Linked DNA regions of Homo sapiens: region 1 is linked to region 2. The links are chromatin contacts, found by Hi-C in ENCODE. All regions are on one chromosome and are shown on one strand. Each heading gives the region's core, a stretch centred on a gene start or an enhancer-like site at or near the end of the contact. The rest is flanking DNA. Distances are from core to core; before and after follow the strand shown.

What was found. Hi-C counts contacts between places; a loop is a spot of excess contacts on that map. Pooled maps may share reads with other maps.
Region 1: a loop to region 2 is called in a map of CD8-positive, alpha-beta T cell, with 9 times the contacts of the local background. The contact joins the promoter of LINC02100 here to the promoter of DAP-DT in region 2. A Hi-C loop is called at or near these places in 1 of 168 maps with a recorded cell type or tissue (CD8-positive, alpha-beta T cell), 2 of 37 single-sample maps with no recorded cell type and 8 of 50 pooled maps.

The regions. Positions count from the first base shown.
Region 1 is chr5:18,743,355-18,748,041 of GRCh38, forward strand. It overlaps LINC02100 (long intergenic non-protein coding RNA 2100), which reads right to left and starts at 2,802. Exons shown (of 2, transcript XR_007059121.1): 1 at 2,644-2,802. RefSeq lists enhancers at 1,604-1,733, 1,924-2,123, 2,584-2,943, 2,954-3,233.
Region 2 is chr5:10,758,776-10,763,145 of GRCh38, forward strand. It overlaps DAP-DT (DAP divergent transcript), which reads left to right and starts at 2,261. Exons shown (of 3, transcript NR_187555.1): 1 at 2,261-2,441. It overlaps DAP (death associated protein), which reads right to left and starts at 2,459. Exons shown (of 4, transcript NM_004394.3): 1 at 2,239-2,459. The coding sequence starts at 2,293. RefSeq lists silencers at 2,015-2,444, 2,525-2,994 and an enhancer at 2,517-3,362.

The DNA of each region.
Region 1 (4,687 bases), core at 1,552-4,051, 8.0 Mb after region 2:
AGGGCCCAGGGCAGACTTTTGAAGTTCTTTTCTAATGTGTGCAGCTGACTGAGTAATAAACTTACCCTTTAAAATTAGTTGGCCTTCAACAGAGTCAGGTGACAAGGAGGTATGCTTTCTTAATGCCTCCCTTAGCCTCTCTAAAAATGCCGTAGGGTTTTCTTCCTTTTCCTCTGTTATGGTGGCCATCACTGAGTAATTCATTGGCTTTTTTCTGGTCTTTCTTAATCCCTCTACTATACAAGTCAGTAAATGCCTGAGACTCAAGTCTCCATGCTCCGAGTTGAGGTCCCAGTGGGGATCCACACTGGGAACTGCCTGTTGGCCTGTGGGGAGTTGTTCCCTTTCTTCTGATGTCATTTTATCATTTACCTGGCTTAGGTACCAGAGATCCCCAAACTCCTGGGCTGCAACTAAGGTGGCCTGTTTTTTGTTGGGAGTTAATGTTTGACCTAACAACAACATAATATCTCTCCATGCTAAACTAAAAGATTGTCCTAATCCTTGTAAGACATCTATGCATCCATCAGGATTATCTGAGAATTTTTCTCCGTTCAGTTTGATCTGTTTTAAGTCTGAGAGGGAAAAGGGGACATGTACTCACACCAGGCCAAAGTCTCCTCCTCCTCCCATGGCTTGGAGGGGGCACAATCGAGGGCCATTGGCGCCTTTTGGTTACTTGACTATCTTTGGGTCTGGTTCCTTTTGGGCCGTTAGGGCCAAAGGAGAGTCCTTACTAGTCAGAGGGGGAGCCGTGGGGAGCCCTGGGTATGGGGGTAGGCTTTGAGGATCCCCGGTAGGATATATATATTACATTTTTTACATAATTGTGGGTTTTCCGTTAGTGAGAAAAAACCTGTACATATGGCACTTCACTCCATTTGCCCTCTCTTTTACAAAAGAGATCTAGCTGTAGGATGGTATTATAGTTTATACTTCCCTTGGGTGGCCATGTCTCTCCTCCAGGAAGAGGATATTGTGGCCGGGTGGTGCTGCAGAAAAATATAAGTCGCTTCTTCTTCAGCATTTGAGGGTCTAATTGGTCCCAATTATCCAGACTACACCTTAGGAGTGGCTTAGCTTTTGAGGGAACGTCTCCTATCTGAAAGGAGAACATAGGAGTGCCTGCACCCCTAGTCATCACCTAGTGAGCACTCTCCCTAGGGCATCCCCTATGGTTCTAGTGTCCTCTTCTTTCCAGGGTGCCCAATCACCCATGGAACTCTGCTTATCAGATTTAATTGTGCTTACTAACATAGCAGTTTTGCTCACACTCATTTCCTGCCTCTTTTTAGCCACAGAAAAAAGGGCCCAGGGCTGCTCGATTTTAGTGGCTCCTTACCAGCATGCCCACAGTTGTCTTTGCATCTGCGAGTGGGTCTTAGGTTAGGGGTGTATTTTGAGTTCAGAGACCAGGCACCAATTAGCATATTTCTGGGCTTGGAGTTGTCCCAGCAAGATAAATTCCTTGAAAATGGCACTGGAGCACAACAGTTTTAGAGTAGGCAGTGGCAAATTGGAGGACCAAGGTTGGAACAGTGCTTTTTGTACCCGAATTCTGACCCCATTTTCCCTCAAAAGAATATTCATTGACCTTTGGACTTGGATCAGGGGACCTATTGTCTATTACATTGTTGTCAGCCCATACGTCTGACTGCTTCAAGTCGAGAAGTTCTACAGTCCTTTTTTTTTTTGAGATGGAGTTTCACTCTGTTGCCCAGGCTGGAGTGCAGTGGTGAGATCTCAGCTCACTGCAAGCTCCACCTCCTGGGTTCATGTCATTCTCTTGTCTCAGCCTCCCTAGAAGCTGGGACTATAGGCGCCTGCTACCACGCCCAGCTAATTGTTTGTATTTTTAGTAGAGACAGGTTTCACCATGCTAGCCAGGATTACAGGCATGAGCCACCATGCCCAGCCCAAAGTTCTACAGTTCTAATCGCTGACCCCAGGCAGGAAAGCTGGTAATTAAAGTAGCCTCTACAATCTGGAGTAAGTTTAGGGCAACAAAAGGGAAAATGTCCTAGGCCTTCTATCAGCCACTGACATGCCGTTTGATGTCCCAGATAGTGCCCAGGATACAGGTTATGAGGGACAAGTCCCGTATAAGTATATTGATACCAATTTGCATAAGAATAAGTCTGGGCACACCATGTGCAAGGGTCTTCGGATTGCCTCCCCATTTGACTTAGGCTCCTAGCCAAAAGATTCTTAGACTCAGGGTTAGGAAAAATTCTAGAGGATAGGGACTTAAGAAAGTCATCTCTGAGGACATTAGGACCCAGGAGGCATGGTCAGAGAAGGCAGAGAATGCATGCATGGGTGTCTGCAGAGTAGAGGCTTCTCGCTGTGCCATGATCTCGACTGGGTCAGTGCCAGGAGTTCGGGACAATAGTTTTCCGCCTCTAGCCAGCCCTCAGCTTTTCCCAGGAAAGGTGGAACTGGCTCCAGGCACACCAATGCTTCCAGCCCAGAGGGCTGGGGGTTGTTAGAGAGCCCTTTCCTGGAAAGCCTCACACCCGTGTCTTAAATCTGGCAGCCATGCTTGTCGCTTTTAAGTGGCCCACAGTTGCCCAGTGTTTTCCTCCAGTTGTTAGCGAGAAGATAGAACAGAATAGCAAGTGAAAGGGGTCCAATATTACTCACTGCTGTGGAGAAATCCCGGATGGGCCCCTAGAAATGAGATAAGAAGTATCCTCCCAATTGAAGGTTTTTTCTCAATCCAAGGGTTCCTGGTCTCGTGGGCTTCAAGGAATGGAGCCATGGACCGCAGCAGCAAGTGTTACAGCTCGATTAGAGAAATGCATGGACCCAAAGCGTGTGCAGCCGCACGATCTATTAAAGTGAAAGCAAAAGTAAAGTGAAAGCGAAAGTAAAGCTTCCACGCAGTGGAAGGGGACCCAGAAGGGTTGCTGTTTCTAGCTTGAGTGTCTTATGCTTATGTTCCCTTATGACCCCTCCCCTTTTCCTTTTTCTGCCCTGTTGAATTAGCTTATTTTCTATCCACTTGTGGGTTGGTGGGCCTAACTGGTTAAAAACATCAGACTGCAGCTAGAGCTTAAACTCCCTATATGATTGGTTGAAGTTTCAAACCCTTAGCTTGCAGCTGTGACTCATTTTGGCTTAGGGGAAAGTCCCCTTAGGGAAGTCCCTATTGACCCAGGAAGTCCAGCCAACTTAGCCACCTAGTCCCTCACTATTAGTTCTGTCTCTCTAGGGAATCCTCATACAAATTTTGGTACCAGAAATGGTTCTAGAGGAACAAAATGGTAAGAATGCAGTTATTTCATTGGTTTTGGGGTTTCTGGAGTTGGCTGCTTAATATAATTAGACCCCAAAATGCTAAGGACTCTATTTCTAATTGTATGGAGAATACTGACAATCCTTGGCATGAACTGCTTAGAGAGTTATGCAAAATAAATGCATTTGACACTCCTGATTCACCACCCATGAGAGGCAAGGAGTTTAGTGACTCTATACATAATACCTTTCACTATATGTATATATAATTAAGGAACATAATGAAGTTGGTTGGTTGCTCCTCAGTTCACCTGACAAAGTAATGAAAGAAAATGATGAACTCAGAAATTCTAACTCCCAGCTTCAGAAGCAGATACTGAGCCTCAAATCTGCTATGATTGCCCTGAATGAGAGTTTTATCTCCTTTAGCGAAAAAGCTGAAATTGTGGAAAAGCAGACACAAGCTTTTATCATGTGAGTGGCTGACCTGCAACAAGAGGTGCATGCACAGCCTCACCAGGTGTCTACTGTTAAAGTGAGGGCATTAATTGGAAAAGAACATGACCCTACAACTTGGAATGGGGACATGTGAGAGGACCCTGATGATGCTGGGGACACTGTGCTTGTAAACTCCATTGAAACTTTTTTGCCAGAAGAAACAGCTTCTCCATCCCCAGTAATGTCAACATTCCTTCCCAAACCCATGCTGCCATCAGCCTTTCCAACTTTGTCTGAGGAGATAAACCCTATGCTGCCTGAGGCCACAGTGTTGGCCTCCCCTGAGGCAGTTGCCAGGCAAGATAATGTTGATTCTCCTCAGCAGGCATCCCCACACCCCTGTTTGCTTCTAGACCTATAATTAGACTAAAGTCCTGGTGGGCCCCTGGAGGTGAGGTTGAGAGTGTGACTGATGAGGAGGTGCACTACAGTCAAAAAGAACTGCTTGAGTTTTCTAATTTCTGTAAACAGAAATCTGGAGAACAGGCACGGGAATGAATATTAAGGGTGTGGGATAATGGTGAAAGGATCAGAGGTGGATCAGGCTGAATTTATTGATTTGGGCCTACTAAGTATGGACTCTGCATTTAATGTTGCAGCTTGGGGAGTTAAACAAGGTTCTAATAGTTTATTTGCTTTGTTAGCTGAAATATGGATTAACAGATGGCCCACTGTGAGCGAGCTGGAAATGCCTGATCTTTCTTGGTTTAATGTAGAGGCAGGGATCTAAAGGCTTAGAGAGATTGGGATGGTGGAGTGGATTAGTCACTTTAGACCTACTCATCCAAGCTGGGAGGGTCCAGAAGATATACCCTTGACTAATGCCTTGTGAAACAGATTTGTGAGGGCATCACTTGCATCTTTGAAGAGCTCTGTAATTGCTCTTCTCTGTGTGTCACATCTAACAGTGGGAGCTGCAGTCACTCAACTACAAAACTTAAATACAATGGGA
Region 2 (4,370 bases), core at 1,011-3,510:
TGCCTCTTCCCTCCTCAGGGGTAAATAAACTACTTACTCTGTAATTCACAAAGCCTAGCTGTTTACTCTGCAATTCAAAGAAAACCAGAGTCCAGCAAGGAATTTCTCCCAGGGAGTGAGTATGTACAGTTTATACCTCTGACCTTAAAAATCTCCATATGGGCACTTTGGAAGGCTGAGGTGGGTGGATCACCTGAAGTCAGGAGTTCAAGACCAGCCTGGCCAACATGGCAAAATCCGGTCTCTACTAAAAATACAAAAATCAGCCAGGTGTGGTGGCAGGCACCTGTAAACCCAGCTACTCGGGAGGCTGAGGCAGGAGAATCTCTTGAACCTAGAAGGCGGAGGTTGCAGTGAGCCAAGATCGTGCCACTGCACTCCCAGGTGACAGAGTGAGACTCTGTTTCAAAAAACAAAACAAAAAACTTCTTTATGGGTGTGTCTCTGTATGCAATTTAATTACTGTACTTTGGTTCTGTATCATTCCAACAGATACGCTTTAATGTAACCCATGTCCTGGGGAGTGGAGGGCCAGAGCAGGTGGCTGCTGCAGTTCCTGGAGGCAGCCCTGCCCGGGGTGGAAATCAAGGCGCTCCTCCCCACAGTGGACAGGGACCCGCTGTGGTGGAATGGAAGTCAGTTATCCTTAAAAGAAATCCCATCAAAAAAAAAACTCCCTTTGAAGTACTTTTTTTCTTAAAACCAATGCAACACAAATTCCCCCAAAACCATTTTCCATCACAGTGGAATGATTTTCTAAAACCCCATGCCTCTTAAGTTCTCTGGCATCAGTTAGACATTTTTCTTTCCCAGTGCCAGTTAGTTTTGTTGTAGAGAGCCTCCGTCACCACTGAAAAATATTGCCTACTCTGGACTGCAACATATTTAAAGAACGGCTCCTATTCATTGTGCTGGTGCAGAGAATTCCCGCCCTATAGCGGAGGACAGCAGAGAAGGATAATGGGAATCTTTTTTTTTTTTTTTTTTTTTTTTGAGATGGAGTCTCGCTCGCTTTGTCGCCAAGGCTGGAGTGCTTTGGCTCAATCTTGGCTCACTACAACTTCTGCCTCCCGGGTTCAAGCCATTCTCCTGCCTCGGCCTCCTGAATAGCTGGGATTACAGGCGCCCGCCACCATGCCCAGCTAATTTTTCTACTTTTAGTAGAGATGGGGTTTCACCATGTTATCCAGGCTAGTCTTGAACTCCTGACCTCAAGTGATCCACCCTCCTTGGCCTCCCAAACTGCTGGGGTTACAGGCATGAGCCACCGCGCCTGGCCAGGAATCTTTATTGTCAAGAAAATGGCGCAAATGTGCCACCAAAAGAAGCCATGTTTCTCAAAGACTTCTGTTCCTACAAGACTGAGTTTATGACACTAAGGCGTGCTATTAAGACCTAAAAGAACCTCACGCATCCATACATTGAAGTGACTTGGCTTCTGAGACCCAAGGCCTTTGATCTTCTCACCAGTGTCCCTCCATATGGGCCGACTGCCACTGGAAAGGAGAGTAGAAACGGAAACAGACCCGTCTGGACAGAATCCAAAGTGCAAACAGGAACTGTGCCCAGAGAGAGGAGGAGGTGGCAGAAGCATGAAGGCTGCTTAGATCCCTATGTTCTAAGAAAGACCGCTCTTTCCTGGCTTTAACTTCCTTGGCTCAGAAGTTTAGGATTTGCTCAAAATCAGAAAAAGCAACTTTGGGGGAAAAAAAAAATCTGGATGTGGAAGAAACTGGCGGTGAAAGTCATATTGAGTGATTAATGATAAAAATTATTTCCGCTCCTTGGTTCTTGAGTCGGTATGAAACGCTGGCAGCCTCTAATTAATCATCACCATGATATTAACACCACTGACTTTTCATTGCTTCTGCTACTTTCTTTCTAGACATCTGTATCCTCTAAGTAAATATTATCCGCCAAAACTTTGTTATAAGTTGTGCAACTGGGTTCGCCCAAGGCACCGGAGCCTGCGCGCAATCGCACAGGTACGCGGCCGCCCGCGGTCCTCAGGAAGAAACGCTTCGCCGCCGCCGGCAAGCGGGGCCGAAGCTCCGGCGGGCTCCTCCCGGGCCTGGGCGCCCGACCTCTCCGCGGCCCGCGCCCCTCGGGCGGGCATCAAGGCCCGGAACCCGTCTCAGCGCTCGCCGGGGCCCTCCCCGCGGAGCCCCCGCCCGGCGCCCCCGGGTTCGAGCCCGCCCCCGGCACCCGCGCGTGGAGAGAGAGGAAAAGAGTCAGTACCGGCGGGCGGGTGTCCAGCTTTAGTCTCTAGTTTCCCTTCGGGAGGCGAAGACATGACGCGGCGGGGCTTCCGCGGGGCCGAGGCGGCGGCGCGGTTCTCGGGCCGGGCGGGCGTGCGCGAGTGAGCTCAGGTGTGAGCGCCGGGGAGCGAGCGGGCGGGAGAACGACGCGCGCGCGTGGGGCGCCGGGGCCGCGCGAGCCGGGTGAGTGCCACTGCCGTTAAGGGGGCGCGGCCGCCGCGCGCCGACGTGGCGCAGCCGAGCCCACCGACGGCATGCGCACTGACGTCACCGCGGCCCGCCCGCCCTGCTGGGCCGCGAGCCAAGCATACGGTGCGTGCGCAGCCGGCCGCGCCACGTCGGATGCTGTGGCCGGGGGCGGGGGCGGGGGCGGGGGCGGGGGCGGAGGAGGGAGGGGAGAGAAGGGGTGAAGAAGTGAGAGGGAGAAGGAAGGAGAGGGAGGCGGGGTCCCCGACTGGCTGCGGGGACTGGAGTTGCGGAAAGTTAAGTAGGGCCCAGCTGAGGATGGCTCCTGCAGCGAACGCGCTCAGCCGGGCTCCTGGCTACGCGGCGACGGCTGGGTGACTGCGCCCCACAGTGCGGGCCAGGGCCGGGGCGTCCCGGCAGGGAGGCGACCGTCCCCTGAGGCCCTCAGCCCCTGCCGCGGCAGCGCCTAATGAAGCGCGGAAAGGAGAGCCCAGATGGCAGCGACGGGGGCCGAGAGAGCAGGAATTTGTTAAAAGACGATGCGAGGGGAGAGCCTGCTTTCCGAGTGAGGGCCAGCGCTGGGGAGCAGAGACGGTGGCTTCTGTCCCTGCCCTCCTCGTTATGAACCAAAAATAAAATTCTAAGCCCTGCAGCCAACGGATGGACCCTCCCCTCCGCCTGTGGCCTTCTAAGTTATCTTGAAAAACTAGTTCAGGCCTTGATGGGAAGCGGAAGTCAAACATGGCCTCACAAACATCCGCACGGAGACCCTAAGACTAATAGAGGACTCTGATAAGAAACATTTGCAGTGTATTCCCGGCTTCATCTGCATGATAACACCTTGGTCTCCACAACTCCTTCATGCAACCCGGACATTCCCTTCTACTGAGTCCAGGTCTTTAGATGATAACTCTCAACCAGTTGCCAATCAGAAAACCTTTAAATGTACCTATGACCCGGACGCCTCCACTTCACATTTTACCTCCTAAAGAGCCAACCTACATCTTACGTATTGATTGATGTCTCATGTCTCCCTCAAATGTATAAAACCAAGATGTTTCCTGGCCACCCTGGGCACATGTCATCAGAACCTCCTGAGGTTGTGTCAATGCACGTCCTTAACCTTGGCAAAATAAACTTCCTAAATTGAGACCACTCTCAGAAACTTTTGGTTTTCACCATCATCTTCCTGTTGCCGTGGCTGACCCCTGGCTCTCGTGCCTTGGATCGTGTTCTTCCCGCCTGCCCCAGTGTTTTGCAACTGCTGTTAACTTCCGCAATGCCTTGCTGGATTCGCATTCAGACAGGCCTAATCTCTTTAGCGAAGGAAACACCACCCCTCGCTTGGCTGTACTTTTCCCTTTGACAACAAAACTGTTCAGGGAGGCTGAGCTCCTCATCTCTTGTCACTCCCTCCAGTCCAGTTTGTCTGGTTTTCATCAAGTTCTGCTGCACTGCCCTCAACCATGGGAGGTCCTTTTGTGGAAGTCACTTATAACCTATGTGCTGCCAGATCCAATGGTCATTTTCTACTTTCATTCTATTTGAGCTCTTAGCAGCACTTGATGCAGCTGGCCGTCCCCCTCCTCCTTTGCTCCGGAGGTGCCACATCACTGCCTTACCCTCCAGTTCTCTGGCCACCCTGGCTGCTCACTCTGTCAGCTTGGCAGTTCGCCCTCTTCTAGATTTATAAACATTTGAGTATCGCAAGGCTCAGCATTGGCCTTCTTCTCTATCTAGACTTCCCATAGATAGTCACATGCAGCCTGTGGACGACTATCATGCAGATGCTTACAGGTGCCAAATCTGCAACCTCATTTCTCTATTTCTGCTCCTCCCCTGAACTCCAGACTCACCACCACCACCACCTGCAGACGCTTATGGGTGCCACATCTGCAACTTAATTTCTCTCTTTCTGCCCCTCCA